Linked DNA regions of Homo sapiens: all the other regions are linked to region 2. The links are chromatin contacts, found by Hi-C or POLR2A ChIA-PET in ENCODE. All regions are on one chromosome and are shown on one strand. Each heading gives the region's core, a stretch centred on a gene start or an enhancer-like site at or near the end of the contact. The rest is flanking DNA. Distances are from core to core; before and after follow the strand shown. Region 1 holds the start of TOMM22-DT (TOMM22 divergent transcript). Region 2 holds the start of GGA1 (golgi associated, gamma adaptin ear containing, ARF binding protein 1). Region 3 holds the start of MYH9-DT (MYH9 divergent transcript). Region 4 holds the start of FAM227A (family with sequence similarity 227 member A).

What was found. A loop is a pair of places that touch in the nucleus more often than their neighbours do. ChIA-PET counts read pairs that join two places held with the same protein, here RNA polymerase II (POLR2A). Pooled maps may share reads with other maps.
Region 1: a map with no recorded cell type shows a loop between it and region 2 (26-fold over the local background). The contact joins the promoter of TOMM22-DT here to the promoter of GGA1 in region 2. A Hi-C loop is called at or near these places in 2 of 37 single-sample maps with no recorded cell type and 7 of 50 pooled maps. POLR2A ChIA-PET finds 5 or more read pairs at or near these places in 1 of 52 experiments (GM10248).
Region 3: a loop to region 2 is called in a pooled map, with 7 times the contacts of the local background. The contact joins the promoter of MYH9-DT here to the promoter of GGA1 in region 2. A Hi-C loop is called at or near these places in 7 of 50 pooled maps.
Region 4: a loop to region 2 is called in a map with no recorded cell type, with 17 times the contacts of the local background. The contact joins the promoter of FAM227A here to the promoter of GGA1 in region 2. A Hi-C loop is called at or near these places in 1 of 37 single-sample maps with no recorded cell type and 4 of 50 pooled maps. POLR2A ChIA-PET finds 5 or more read pairs at or near these places in 1 of 52 experiments (activated CD4-positive, alpha-beta T cell).

Annotation. Positions count from the first base shown.
Region 1 is chr22:38,680,360-38,683,423 of GRCh38, forward strand. It overlaps TOMM22-DT (TOMM22 divergent transcript), which reads right to left and starts at 1,497. Exons shown (of 2, transcript XR_007068097.1): 1 at 1,367-1,497. It overlaps TOMM22 (translocase of outer mitochondrial membrane 22), which reads left to right and starts at 1,598. Exons shown (of 4, transcript NM_020243.5): 1 at 1,598-1,736; 2 at 1,964-2,082; 3 at 2,520-2,637. The coding sequence starts at 1,620. RefSeq lists enhancers at 1,386-2,585, 1,632-1,701 and silencers at 1,432-1,501, 1,892-1,941.
Region 2 is chr22:37,607,263-37,610,212 of GRCh38, forward strand. It overlaps GGA1 (golgi associated, gamma adaptin ear containing, ARF binding protein 1), which reads left to right and starts at 1,572. Exons shown (of 17, transcript NM_013365.5): 1 at 1,572-1,641. The coding sequence starts at 1,599. RefSeq lists a cis regulatory region at 1-207, enhancers at 952-1,031, 1,182-1,351, 1,956-2,577, 2,292-2,401 and a silencer at 1,512-1,961.
Region 3 is chr22:36,386,950-36,389,876 of GRCh38, forward strand. It overlaps MYH9-DT (MYH9 divergent transcript), which reads left to right and starts at 1,645. Exons shown (of 3, transcript NR_183573.1): 1 at 1,645-1,786. It overlaps MYH9 (myosin heavy chain 9), which reads right to left and starts at 1,018. Exons shown (of 41, transcript NM_002473.6): 1 at 858-1,018. RefSeq lists silencers at 42-271, 552-631, 662-1,241 and an enhancer at 1,035-1,329.
Region 4 is chr22:38,654,810-38,657,864 of GRCh38, forward strand. FAM227A (family with sequence similarity 227 member A) reads right to left here and starts at 1,583. Exons shown (of 17, transcript NM_001013647.2): 1 at 1,311-1,583. CBY1 (chibby 1, beta catenin antagonist) reads left to right here and starts at 1,829. Exons shown (of 5, transcript NM_015373.4): 1 at 1,829-1,941.

The DNA.
Region 1 (3,064 bases), core at 247-2,746, 1.1 Mb after region 2:
TATGTACTATGCCTCAGTTTCCTCATTTCTAAAATGGGGATAACAGTGCCTACCCCAGTGAGCTGCTGTGAAGATTAAAGGAGGACACACCGCACCCACCCACACCCACAGGCACCAGAGCACCTGGTATTTAGGTGTTAACTCTTACCTTTGTTTGGTACATAGGGAAGATTTACCTGATGTTTTCCCAAAAGACCTGCAAGACACTAATTTATTCCTACCAAGTAAAACATGGCTCAGGAAAACGAAACTGGATCAGTGTCTCTCTAAAACAGCCCAAGAAGCAGGCCAAGGAGATGGACAAGGAAGATAAATCTTTGGCCCTGGTCACAGGCCGAATTAAGAAATCCGGCAAGGTGGGGCGCAGTGGCATAGGCCTGTAATCCTAGGACTTGGGGAGGCTGAGGCAGTCGGATTGCTTGAGTCTCGGAGTTCAAGACCAGCCTAGGCAACACAGTGAAACCCTGTCTTTATATATATATGTATGTGTGTGTGTGTGTGTGTGTGTATATGTGTGTATGTATATATACATAATACGTATATATGTATACGTATGTATATATATACATATATACACATACCTATATACACATATATACATATATACACATATATACATATATATACATATATACGTATATATATACACACACATAAAATATATATTATATATAATATATAACTATATATAGGCCAGGTGCGGTGGCTGATGCCTGTAATGCCAGCACTTTGGGAGGCCGAGGCGGGCAGATCACTTGAGGTCAGGAGTTCAAAACCAGCCTAGCCAAATGGTGAAACCCCGTCTCTACTAAAAATACAAAAAATTAGCGGGGCGTGGTTGGTGGTGCATGCTGAGGCAGGAGAATCGCTTGAACCTGGGAGGCGGAGCTTGCAGTGAGCCGGGATCACACCACTGCACTCCATCCAGTCTGGGCGACAGAGCGAGACTCCGTCTCAAAACAAAACCAACAACAACAACAACAACAAAAAGCTAAAATCTTACAAAAAGCGACCTGTTCCACTGTCCCTTGGGCCTGCGGTGATGGTGGGCCTGACTCCATTCGTCTTTAAACATCTCTATTCCCGGCCACATCTTTGGCCACCTATGCTCGAATAAAGTGTTGTCTTGGAGCCTGTTGTAAATTTAAGAATAAACTTTTGTTAAAAAAAAAAATACAGTGGCTCATCATCTCTTGAGTTGTTTTCACTCAGCCACTCCTACCTTAGCTGTGAACTTAAAGTAAAACAAGCCCCCAGAATCTTGCCAGAGTCAGCCCTTTGATCTTTGTTCTCCCCTGAACTCTATTACCTGGAATTAAAACAACGCATTTGAAAAAAAGAAAAACAAGCAAGTTTCTGAGCTCACCCTATACCCGCTGAACAGAATGACTGCGGTGGCGCCCCAGAACCTCTCACAGGCCTCTCAGCTGCTGCTAATGCCCGCCGAAGCCCCGACGCCCGGATAAGGCCAGGGCTGCCGGACCCGCTGCGGGCACTGGAGGACCCGGGGCTAGAGGGCGCCGCTCTCGCCCGGCTCGCGCCTCGGCTCCCGGAAAAGCAGCTCTGTCCGCCGTTCGGCTGCGCTCACCTCCTTTCCGCTTCCGGTGTCCCCTACAGTCATGGCTGCCGCCGTCGCTGCTGCCGGTGCAGGGGAACCCCAGTCCCCGGACGAATTGCTCCCGAAAGGCGACGCGGAGAAGCCTGAGGAGGAGCTGGAGGAGGACGACGATGAGGAGGTACTAGGGCCTCGCGGGGTGCAGAGCGGGAAGCGGGCCCGCTCGTGGGTGTGGGATCCGCGTGGTACGGGATCGGAGCGAAGCGGCTGCTTTGGGAGGCGGGGTTAGGGGCCCTGCTGGGCCCTGGGTGCCCTAGCTCCAGTGGGGCTCGGCGGCTCCCAGTGCCGCAGCGGGGCCAGGAATGGATGTCGCTTTTTCGGCTAAGACCCGCGTCTACTCCACCACAGCTAGATGAGACCCTGTCGGAGAGACTATGGGGCCTGACGGAGATGTTTCCGGAGAGGGTCCGGTCCGCGGCCGGAGCCACTTTTGATCTTTCCCTCTTTGTGGCTCAGAAAATGTACAGGTAAGGAACGAGGGCAAAGGCACTGGGTACGTGCATGGGATGGTCGTGGTGCTGTGAAAGAACACGGGGTTTGGAAGCAGCAGACCCGTGTTGGGTGACCTTGGGCTTGTACCCTATCCTTTCTTAGTTTCCTCTTCTGTAAAATGGGGATTCTTACCTGGCAGGGGAGTTGTGGGGGTTATTTCAGATTGTTGGAGATAATTAATGAATAAGGAGCTTTGTAAGAACTCAGGAGAATGTTAAACCGCCATCACTAGATGATACAGCTACCATAGCTGCTCCTCCTGTCTCTGGTAGGAGTATGGTGTAAGGAGCGGGTAGAATACGTTTATCAAAAACATTGGAGTATGTAATGTGAGAGGTTTGGTTACTGGGTAGTTCTTGCCTGTTTTGTTTGCATGTCTTCATGCTCACCCTCTGGGGATTTTCCTCTGCAGGTTTTCCAGGGCAGCCTTGTGGATTGGGACCACTTCCTTTATGATCCTGGTTCTTCCCGTTGTCTTTGAGACGGAGAAGTTGCAAATGGAGCAACAGCAGCAACTGCAGCAGCGGCAGGTGAGCCCAGACCTTGGGCTTTTTGCCAGTGGTGGAGACGCAAGTTATTTCACTAACACATTGGTCCCCAACCTTTTTGGCACCAGGGACTGGTTTCATGGAACACAGTTTTTACATGGATGGTGGGTTGGGGGTGGCCGGGGGTCGGGGGGGGGGTTCTGGATGATTCAAGTGCATTACATTTATTGTGCACTGAATTTCTATTATTACATTGTAATATATAATGAAATAATTCTATAACGTAGAATGAGTGGGAGCCCTGAGCTTGTTTTCCTGCAACTAGACAGTCCTGTCTGGGGGTGATGGGAGACAGTGACAGATCATCAGGCATTAGATTTTCATAAGGAGCTTGCAACCTAGATCCCTCGCATGCACTGTTCACAAGGGTTTGTGTTCCTATGAGAATCTAACACTGCTGCTGATCTGA
Region 2 (2,950 bases), core at 322-2,821:
GACCAGGCGCCGCCAGGTCGTGACGCCACAAGGTGAGGGAGGTCTTTGATGGAGGGAGATACAGGAGAAAAGGCGCCGAGCTTAGGAAGTCTGTTCGTACTGTCCTCCCCGATTCCAGTCTGGCTCCCACTGCTATCTTCCTCCCACTGCTGGACCCTTCTAAAACAAAAGCCTGACTTTGCTACCATCCGTAAAACTGTAACGACACCTCCAACGTTGCTTACAGGGAAAAAAAAAAAAAAGGGCAGCAAAACATGGGACCTGGGTGATCTTGCCCCAGCCTAATTCCAAGATATCTCCTGCAAATAGATATCTATTTGCAGATATCTGGGAGCCGTATTGAAATACTTCCAACTCCCTGGACTCATCCTACTTTTTTTTTTTTTTTTTTTTTTGAGACTGAGTCTCGCTATGCCGCCCAGGCTGGAGTGCAGTGACGCAATCTCGGCTCACTGCAACCTTCACCTCCCGGGTTCAAGCGATTCTTCTGCCTCAGCCTTCTAAGTAGCTGGCACTAAAGGCGCGCCCAGATAATTTTTTTTTTTTTTTTTTTTTAGTAGAGACGGGGTTTCACCGTGTTAGGATGGTTTCGATCTCCTGACCTCGTGATCCGCCCTCCTCGGCCTTCATCCTACTTTTTCTCCCTGAATATCTTTTCGCACCAGCTCTACGTGGAGAAATCCGACTGTCTTTGAGCGAAGTACAGTATCACTTTCTCTTGAAACCTCCCCTGACACGACCCCTCCCCTGACACGACCCCTCCCCTGACAACACCCCCACCCACCCCACCCCAGTTTGGGGGAGGAGCCCCCTCCTTTGTTCCCACTACCCCGTGGGCTTCCCCTATCACACTGTAATAAATATCTGGCCTTGTCTATCTCCTTCTGTGCCCATCACAGAGCAAAGCAAATACAAAGAGTTCATTAAACGTTGGCTGGATGAATGGAGGAGACGGCACAGGGTTCAAGCTCTGCTACTTGTGCGGCCTCAGGCCGACTAATTATCTGGTGGGTTTGTTGTAAGGAGTCAGAACTAAATGGATTAATTACAAATAGTGCTTAGGACAATGCCCAGAATACTGTAAGCACTCAAGAAACTGATTTATTTTCGTCATTTTCACAGCGGCCAAGGTACATGAGGATGTAGCTTATCGCCCTTTTAAGGGACTCTCCCACGTTCGACTCTAAGCGGAAGTACCCGCTCAGGGCTCCGGAAGTGGCCTCAGAGCCCCTCAGCAACATGCCCGCAGAGAATTCTTCCGGAGGCGGTCACAGACATCTCCGTGACGCAGAACGAGTTAGAGCGTCCCTTGGGGTTTCCATGGTGCTGCCCTTAGCCTGCAGTATCTCCACTTCCTCTCCCGCCTGAGCGCCGGGAACGGAAAAGCAGGCGGCCGGTCCCAGCTGCGACGTAGACGCCGCGTGGGGGTGGGGTTGGGCGAGTAGGTGACGCTCTAGGCGAGCTCGTTGGCCTCTCTATGGTGCCGAGCGCGCCCGTTCGGACGTTGCCCCTTTAATCGGCAGAGGGCGGTGCCCAGGAGGTCCCGCGAGAGCTGCGGGGGGCGGGGGGGCGGTGCCGAGGCTGGGGGCCGGTGGCGGATGGAGCCCGCGATGGAGCCGGAGACTCTGGAGGCGCGAATCAGTGAGTGTCCGGGAGGGGCGCGGGCCGGACCGGAACCGGAACCGGGGGCACGAGGCGGGCCCCTTCCCGGCGGGGGCGGGGTACGGGTCGCCCCCTCCTCACGCCCCGCCCCCGGCCCGGGAGGGGCGGTGTCCTCAGTCGGCCCCTCAGACCCTGGAGCGATGGAGGACCCCGGCCCCGGCGCGGTCCAGCGGTGGGAGCGGGCGCCGCCCACCTGTCGGATCCCTGGGCCATGACCCCTGGGACGGCGAGTGAGCTGCGCCGGGAACCCCCGGGACGGAGAGAGCAGCCTCCAACCCCCAAGGCTCACATTGCTTCACGGAGTAGCGGCCCGGGGAAGGAGCACGCGAGCGGTTCCCCGGGGTTGCATCTCACACCCGGGAGGGAGGGACCCTACTATTTTCAGGCCCCGAATCCTCCACTCTCTGGCCCTGCATGGCGTTCCTGGAGCCCGCAAGTAGTCACATTTGCTCATTACCCCGTCCTGGAAGGGAGGACCCACTGCCCCATTTGATTCCTCCCGCCGCTCCTAGTCTCTAGCCACATAGTGAGAAACCCCCGCACCCTACAGGCTTGGGAGAGTCTTAGACTCCAGAAGTATTAATAATTCCAAGCTCCCTGTCACTCCCTTCAGCCTAACCCCTCAGTCTCCAAGATGCCTTTCCCAGCTCTTGCTGAACTTCCTTCAAAGGCTTCTACACCCCTTTTTTTCTTGTTTCTCCTCAGACGTAGCTTCCTATTGCTTAGGCTTCCTAGCCCGCAAACCCTCCACCTGAGCTCCTTAACCCACAGCCCTGATGATCCCCTGCTCTCACAGCCCCGCTCCTGGACTCTGCCTCTGAAAGCCGTGGCTGGCTTCTCCCTGGTCTAGTGAGGGTTCTCTCCCAAGGCTTTAACTGCTGTTGGGACCCCGTCGTTGCCAGGGCCTCAGGGAACCCTCTTGGACCCGGGCACACCGGCAACTGTCTAGCGTGGTTTGGGGTCATGGCCGGCCCCTTTTAAGCCAGGCTTGAGCAGAGTTGAACCATGAGGTTGGCCCCAGAACCAAACCTCTAGGGATGTTTCAGAGTCATCCTAGCCACCAGAGGGGCAGGGGGTGGAAAAGGGGCACTCAGCAGCCCTTGACCGTTGTGAACGCCGGAAGTGTCCGCCTGGGTCTCAGCAGCAACTGGGCTGGGGGGATGGGTGGGCCCCTGGCTAACTGATCTCAGACACAGGTCTTGAGCTGTGGGTCATACAAAACATTCTCAGGTTTAGAAACAGTGGGGGTTTTCTGAGAGTCCAGAGAGTCTAAAACCAGGCAGAAGTT
Region 3 (2,927 bases), core at 395-2,894, 1.2 Mb before region 2:
AGCTGCCCCCGCACCCCGCCCAGACGGGATGGCCCCTGGGTGCGGTGGAATCAGGTGCACGCCTGGGCGGCCCCGACGGCTGCTGCATTCCGGGCCTCCCTCCCCCGAGGATCAGAAGTCGGAGGTCGAGGGCTGGAGCAGGGACTGGGGGTGGCCCTTCCTGTCTCGCGCCCGGGTCCCCGCCGGGTCCCCCTTGTCCGGGCAGCCGCCGCACCTCCCCCGGGCCCTCCCCGACCAGTCCGACGGCAGCGGGCGAATGAGGAAGTCGGCCGCGGAGGCGGAAACCGGGCCGGGTGCAAGGTCTGCAGCGGGACGGTCCGACTCTGACTCAGGAGGACGCCCTGACAGCTGCCAAACGGTGCCCGCTGCCCGTTACCTCCGTGCCTCAGACGCCAGAAACTTCCACGGGAGCGGCTGCCCCGGGCTCCCAACCCGTGAGGCTGCGTCCCAGGGGCCGCGGCTCCCGGAAGGGGTTAAAAAGTTTGCCCGAGTCGGGCCTGGGCGAGGCGAGGGCGGGGCGCGTGCCCCAGCGGCTGGGGGAGGTCGGCTCCAGTGCCCAGTCCTGAGACCGCGCCGGGGGACACGGGGGGCGCCGGGGAGCGCCGGGTCCCGAGGCCGCCCCTGCACCCCTAGGCCTCGCTGCTGCCGGCGCCCTCCCCGAGCGCCCGCGTGGGGGTCCCGGTCCCCCTGGGAAGGATGCGGTGCCGGGCCCTGAGCCGCCGGCGTTCGCCCCCGCCCGCGCGGGTGGCGGGCCGCACTGAGCCCAAGAACCACCAGTCGGCCTGGCGGCAGCGCGTCTCGCCCCCGCCCGCCCGCCGCCGCCTGCCCGGGGCGGGACCGCGGTGGGGCTCGCTCACCTGAACCTGGATCTGCCCCGGGAACAGGCGCTGCTTCTCCCGAGAGGACTTTCTCGAGCGCTCGGGCGGCGGCCGGGTGGGGCGAGCGCACGAGGCGGGAGCTGCAGCAGGTCAGCCTTGCTTAGCCTTCCGTGCCCTGCCCAGGAACCGCGGTGATCTGCGCGCCTCACCGCACCCAGCTCGGCTCCTCGCCGCCTTCCCGCCCCGCCCTCGGAGCCGCGGGACCATTCCCAGCCGGGAGCCGGCTCCGGGGCGGAGCCTGGGGCACAATCCCGCCCCCTTCCTGCTACACCCACTGCAGGCCGCGCCTGGCCTTGATGGGCAGACGTATTGGCCTGTGGAAAGGGGGTGGGCGGAGCCTCTGCGGCCAGATGGGTGGGGATTCAACATCCTCTTTCCGCCCCACCTCCACCCGCTCCACCTTCCCCCGCGCTTCCTAGGCGGGAGCCCCGCCCTCTAGGGCGGGTCCAACGGACAGCCAGGTTCTAGGACAAGGATTGACACAGGGGGAATCCAATCAGGAGGCGGCGACTCGGGGCGCGGAGAGCTCCGGGCCGGGGTTTTGGTGCCTTGCCTGGGCCGGGGCGAGGCCCTGCGGGAGCCGACTGGGAAGGTCTGGAACTCTGACACCCCGCCCCGCGAGCTGTGCTCTCAGTCTCATGTCATCCCACCACAAGGACAGATATTAAGTACCATATATGGGAAAAATGCTATTTTACATAATTATGATCCCTGTGGGGGCGGGCATGGACTCAGCCCTGGATTCCATTGTGAGCGTCTTGAGTTCGATTCCTGACCCTGCCTCTTTAGGATCCGCACGTTGCTGCCTTTCAGCCTCCAAACCTTCGCTCTGGCCGTTCTCTCCACCTGGAATACCCTTCCGAGCCTCTCTTCACCTCCATGTCATTAACTCGCATACATCCTTTCAGGTACTTGTTACAAATTGCACTTTTTTTTTGTTACTGTCCACTACAAGAGGATAAAAAATGTTTTCATTTTTAAATGAAAAATCTTTTGATCCATTTGGAATTTATTTTTGGGGTAAGGAAGAAACCTAAGATAATTTTTGTAATAGCCACTTGTCCAAACACTGTTTTCTCCACTGATTTTAGTTGGCACCTTCATCGCCTATAGAACTATTATACTTGAAGCTGTTTCTGACTTGTATACATTGATCTCTCTGTGTGCACCTGTGCCAATCCCACCATGCTTTAATGAAGATACCTTTATAATACATTCTATATCTATGAGGGCAAATTTCTCATCATTACTCTTTCTTACTGGAATGTGCTTGCTATCATGACTATTCTTCCAAATTAACTTCAGAAAAAAGCTATGTTCTAAAGGCAAAAGAAAGCTGGGAAAAAAAGATTTTGCAACTCTGTGACAAATTACTATCAGCAATATATAAAGATCTCTTCCCAGTTGATAAGAAAAACCTCGGCCGGGCGCGTGGCTCATGCCTGTAATCCCAACATTTTGGGAGGCCGAGGCGGGCGGATCACCTGAGGTTGGGAGTTCAAGGGCAGCCTGACCAACGTGGAGAAACCCCGTCTCTACTAAAAATACAAAATAATTAGCCGGGCATGGTGGCCCATGCTTGTAATCCCAGTTACTCAGGAGGCTGAGGCAGGAGAATCGCTTGAACCCGGGAGGCGGAGGTTGCAGTGAGCAGAGATCGTACCACTGCACTCTAGCCTGGGCAACAAGAGCATAACTCCGCCTCAAAAAAAAAAAAAACAAAGAAAAAGAAAAAGAAAAACCTCAAAGACTCCAAAATAAAAATGGCCAAAAACAGGAACAGGTGATTTTAAAGAAGAATTATAAATGGCCAATAATTATTTTTAAAAAGCCATAAGAAATGCAAACAAAACAACATAAAATGCCATTTTCACCTAATTAAAAAAAAAATGCTCAATATTGGTCAGGTTTATAGATACAGATGAGAAAGTAAATTGATCAATTCTATCTGAGAATTCATCTTAAAAGACATTAGAAAAGTACACAGATATGAACTTTAAAGTTCTTTGCAGCCGGGCGCGGTGGCTCACGCCTGTAATCCCAGCACTT
Region 4 (3,055 bases), core at 333-2,832, 1.0 Mb after region 2:
TGGTGGCGGGCGCCTGTAATCCCAGCTATTCGAGAGGCTGAGGCAGGACAATGGCATGAACCCAGGAGGCGGAGCTTGCAGTGAGCTGAGATTGTACCACTGCACACTCCAGCCTAGGCGACAGTGCGAGACTCCATCTAAAATAAATAAATAAATAAATAAATAAATACCAAAAAAAAAATTAGCCTGGCATGGTGGCGGGCGCCTGTAGTCCCAGCTACTTGGGAGGCGGAGGCAGGAGAATGGCGTGAACCCAGGAGTCGGAGGTTGCAGTGAGCCAAGATCATGCCACTGCACTCCAGCCTGGGCGACAGAGCGAGACTCTGTCTCGAAAAAAAAAAAAAGTAAAATTTTTTTAAAGTAAAGCAATAAAAGAATGGCTACTCCATAGATAGAACAGCCAAGAGTAAAATTTTAATTTTAATTAATTCAAATTTTGGCCAGGCGCAGTGGCCCGCACCTGTAATACCAGCACTTTGGGAGGCCGAGTCAAGCAGATCACCTGAGGTCAGGAGTTCGAGACCAGCCTGGCCAACATGGTGAAACGCCATCTCTACTAAAAATACAAAAAATTAGCCGGGCATGGTGGTGGGTGCCTGTAATTCCAGCTACTTGGGAGGTGAACACAGCAGAATCGCTTGAACCCGGGAGGCCGAGATCATGCCACTGCAATCCCAGCCTGGGCAACAGAGTGAGACTCTGTCTTAAAAAAAAAAAAAATTAAATTTTTAAATGGAAGCAGTGCAAATTTAGAAATACTGATTATATCTTGAAATAGTAATGTTTTGGACATATGGAGTTTAAAACATTACTCAAATTAATTTCACTTGGCTTTCTTTTTTACTTTTTAAAAAATGTGGCTACTAGAAAATTCCAAATCACATATGTGGCCTGCTTTATGTTTCTATTGCACAATGCTAAGCCAGATTGTGAAGATTTTAGTTCTAGGACATGGAAGTCTCCCCTCTTTTAATGCAGGGTGGTGTAGTTGGAAGAGAACTGCGCTTGGAGTCAAAGACCCCTGGGTCCTGCCCCTCACTGGATGCCCTGATACACCCACTAGGCAGCCGGTAAACTCCTTGAACGGCCTAAGTTTCTGCACTTATCAGACGGAACCAATAACACACGCTTTTAGGACTCTAGGAGATCTGGAGTTGATTCTCCAGTAGTTCTCTGTCCCTTCCTCACAATGCAACCTTTAAGTAGTCCCTGGGCCTCAGCTTCCCTTGCTTGTAGAAGCCGCCATAACGGCACGGGGAGGGGGCAGGCTGCCAGAGGTGGGTCATGGTGCGTCTGTCCGTCCGTCTTACCTGAAAGCATCGGCGGAATTTGACGAACCCGGGGCCGGTCCCGCCACGGGTCCCTCAGGGGACCCCGCAAAGTTCTGGGTCGGCCCCCGACAGCCGGTGCCCCCAAACTCACAGCAAGGGGTGCCCTTTGCCTTGTGCTGGGGGATGAGGAGGGGAGTTGGGGAGAGGCCCATTTTGCTACTCTGAGTCCAGGCGTTCTCTAGGCAACGCCGGCGCGGTCTCCACTTTCCCGTTTAGCATAACAATGGAACCTTCGTGAGCCGCCGCGTTGTCCGCGAGATGCCGTTTCTATGGTGACAGCCGGGCCGGGGGCCCAGACCAATGTGTCAGTGGAGAGGGTGAATGCAGGTCCTGGTCCTAGAGGCATGAAAAGGACCCCAGAAGACACTGCCTTTGTATAATCCGTTTGCTATCCCGAGGTGATTCACGGAGTTTCTGGGGATTGGCGCAGGCTGGCGCTGGGAACCCCCGCGCCGGTTACCCCTTTCCTCGGTGGTAGAGGCCGGGCGGGGCAGCGCATGCGCGTGGCGGGCAGGCGGCAGGAGGCGGGTGGGTCAAGGTAACTCTGGGCTACAGAGTCCTTGCTGGGGGTTCGGGGAGCGCTTGGACCCCGGCTTCTGGGACGCGTCAGGTACGTCTCCGAGTCCGGCGTCGCCGGCCAGCGCTGCCTGGGTTCACTCGGGGGCCCGAGCTGAGTAGGACGTCCGGGCCTCGCCTGGAGAGAGGCTTCAGGAGGGCCTGGGGAAGGGGACGGAGGCCGGGCGACCCCGGGCGGTGGCCGCCCTCCTCTGTGTGTCTCCGCGGTTGTGAATTGGGGCGGTAATTCCTCCCCGTAGGTCGCCGTGAAGATGATTGCATGAGATCGTGCGTGTGAACGTTTGTTGACAGCTGTTACTTGAGTCCGACAGCCCTGGGGGCCGTGCATCTGCGTAACATGGCTACCTCTGAACTCCTTGGGGGACACGTATATCTTTGAGAATCCGATGAAAACCAGAGATTCCGCCCTTGTTTTCTTAGAATTAAAGTAAGATAATATATTTTATGGCCTGTTGCAAACGGAAAACCTTTACACAATGATTAGTGATTAGTATCAGTATCTGTGGACTGGGAAGGCTCTACTTACTCGATCCTCTTCCCAGGGTCGTTGTGAGGATCAAGTGCACAGCTTCCTATAAACACTAAAACACTATAACATCTTGTGAGCCAGGTACTATTATTATTCCTCAGTGCAAAGAAAGAAGCCGAAGTCCAAGGGGGATAAATGCTGGGGTCCCACTGTGGGTGAGCCGCAGAGTGATCATTGGAAGCCAGGTGCTCCCCCTTCACTTCCTGTGTGCGGAGCACGCTCGCCCTGGGAGTTTCACTAGAAAGAAGGTTGCCATGGGCCAGTGGGACAGCTTGTATCTCAAGTGCACGCGGATGCCCCAGAATCCCAGGATCTCAGCTGAGCTGTTTGTGGATTATTAGATCTGACTTAAAAGGTAGCTAATCCAGACCCTTCCTCATCTGTAATACATGGATGACAGCTCCCAGCTGTAGTGTTATGAGAATTAGTGCGGTCATGAGTAAGGTGCCCAGTTAAAGCCCGAGAAGTAAAGCAGCTGGGCCAAGGTCTAGCAGGCAACTGAAGGGGAGAGCCAGGCCCCTAAACTTGTTGTGTCCAGCCCATGTGCTCAGGCCCAGTGCAGTTAGCATCAGTGGGGACTTGACTTATTTCTCCTTCTTCAAATGTCTCTAGATTTTAG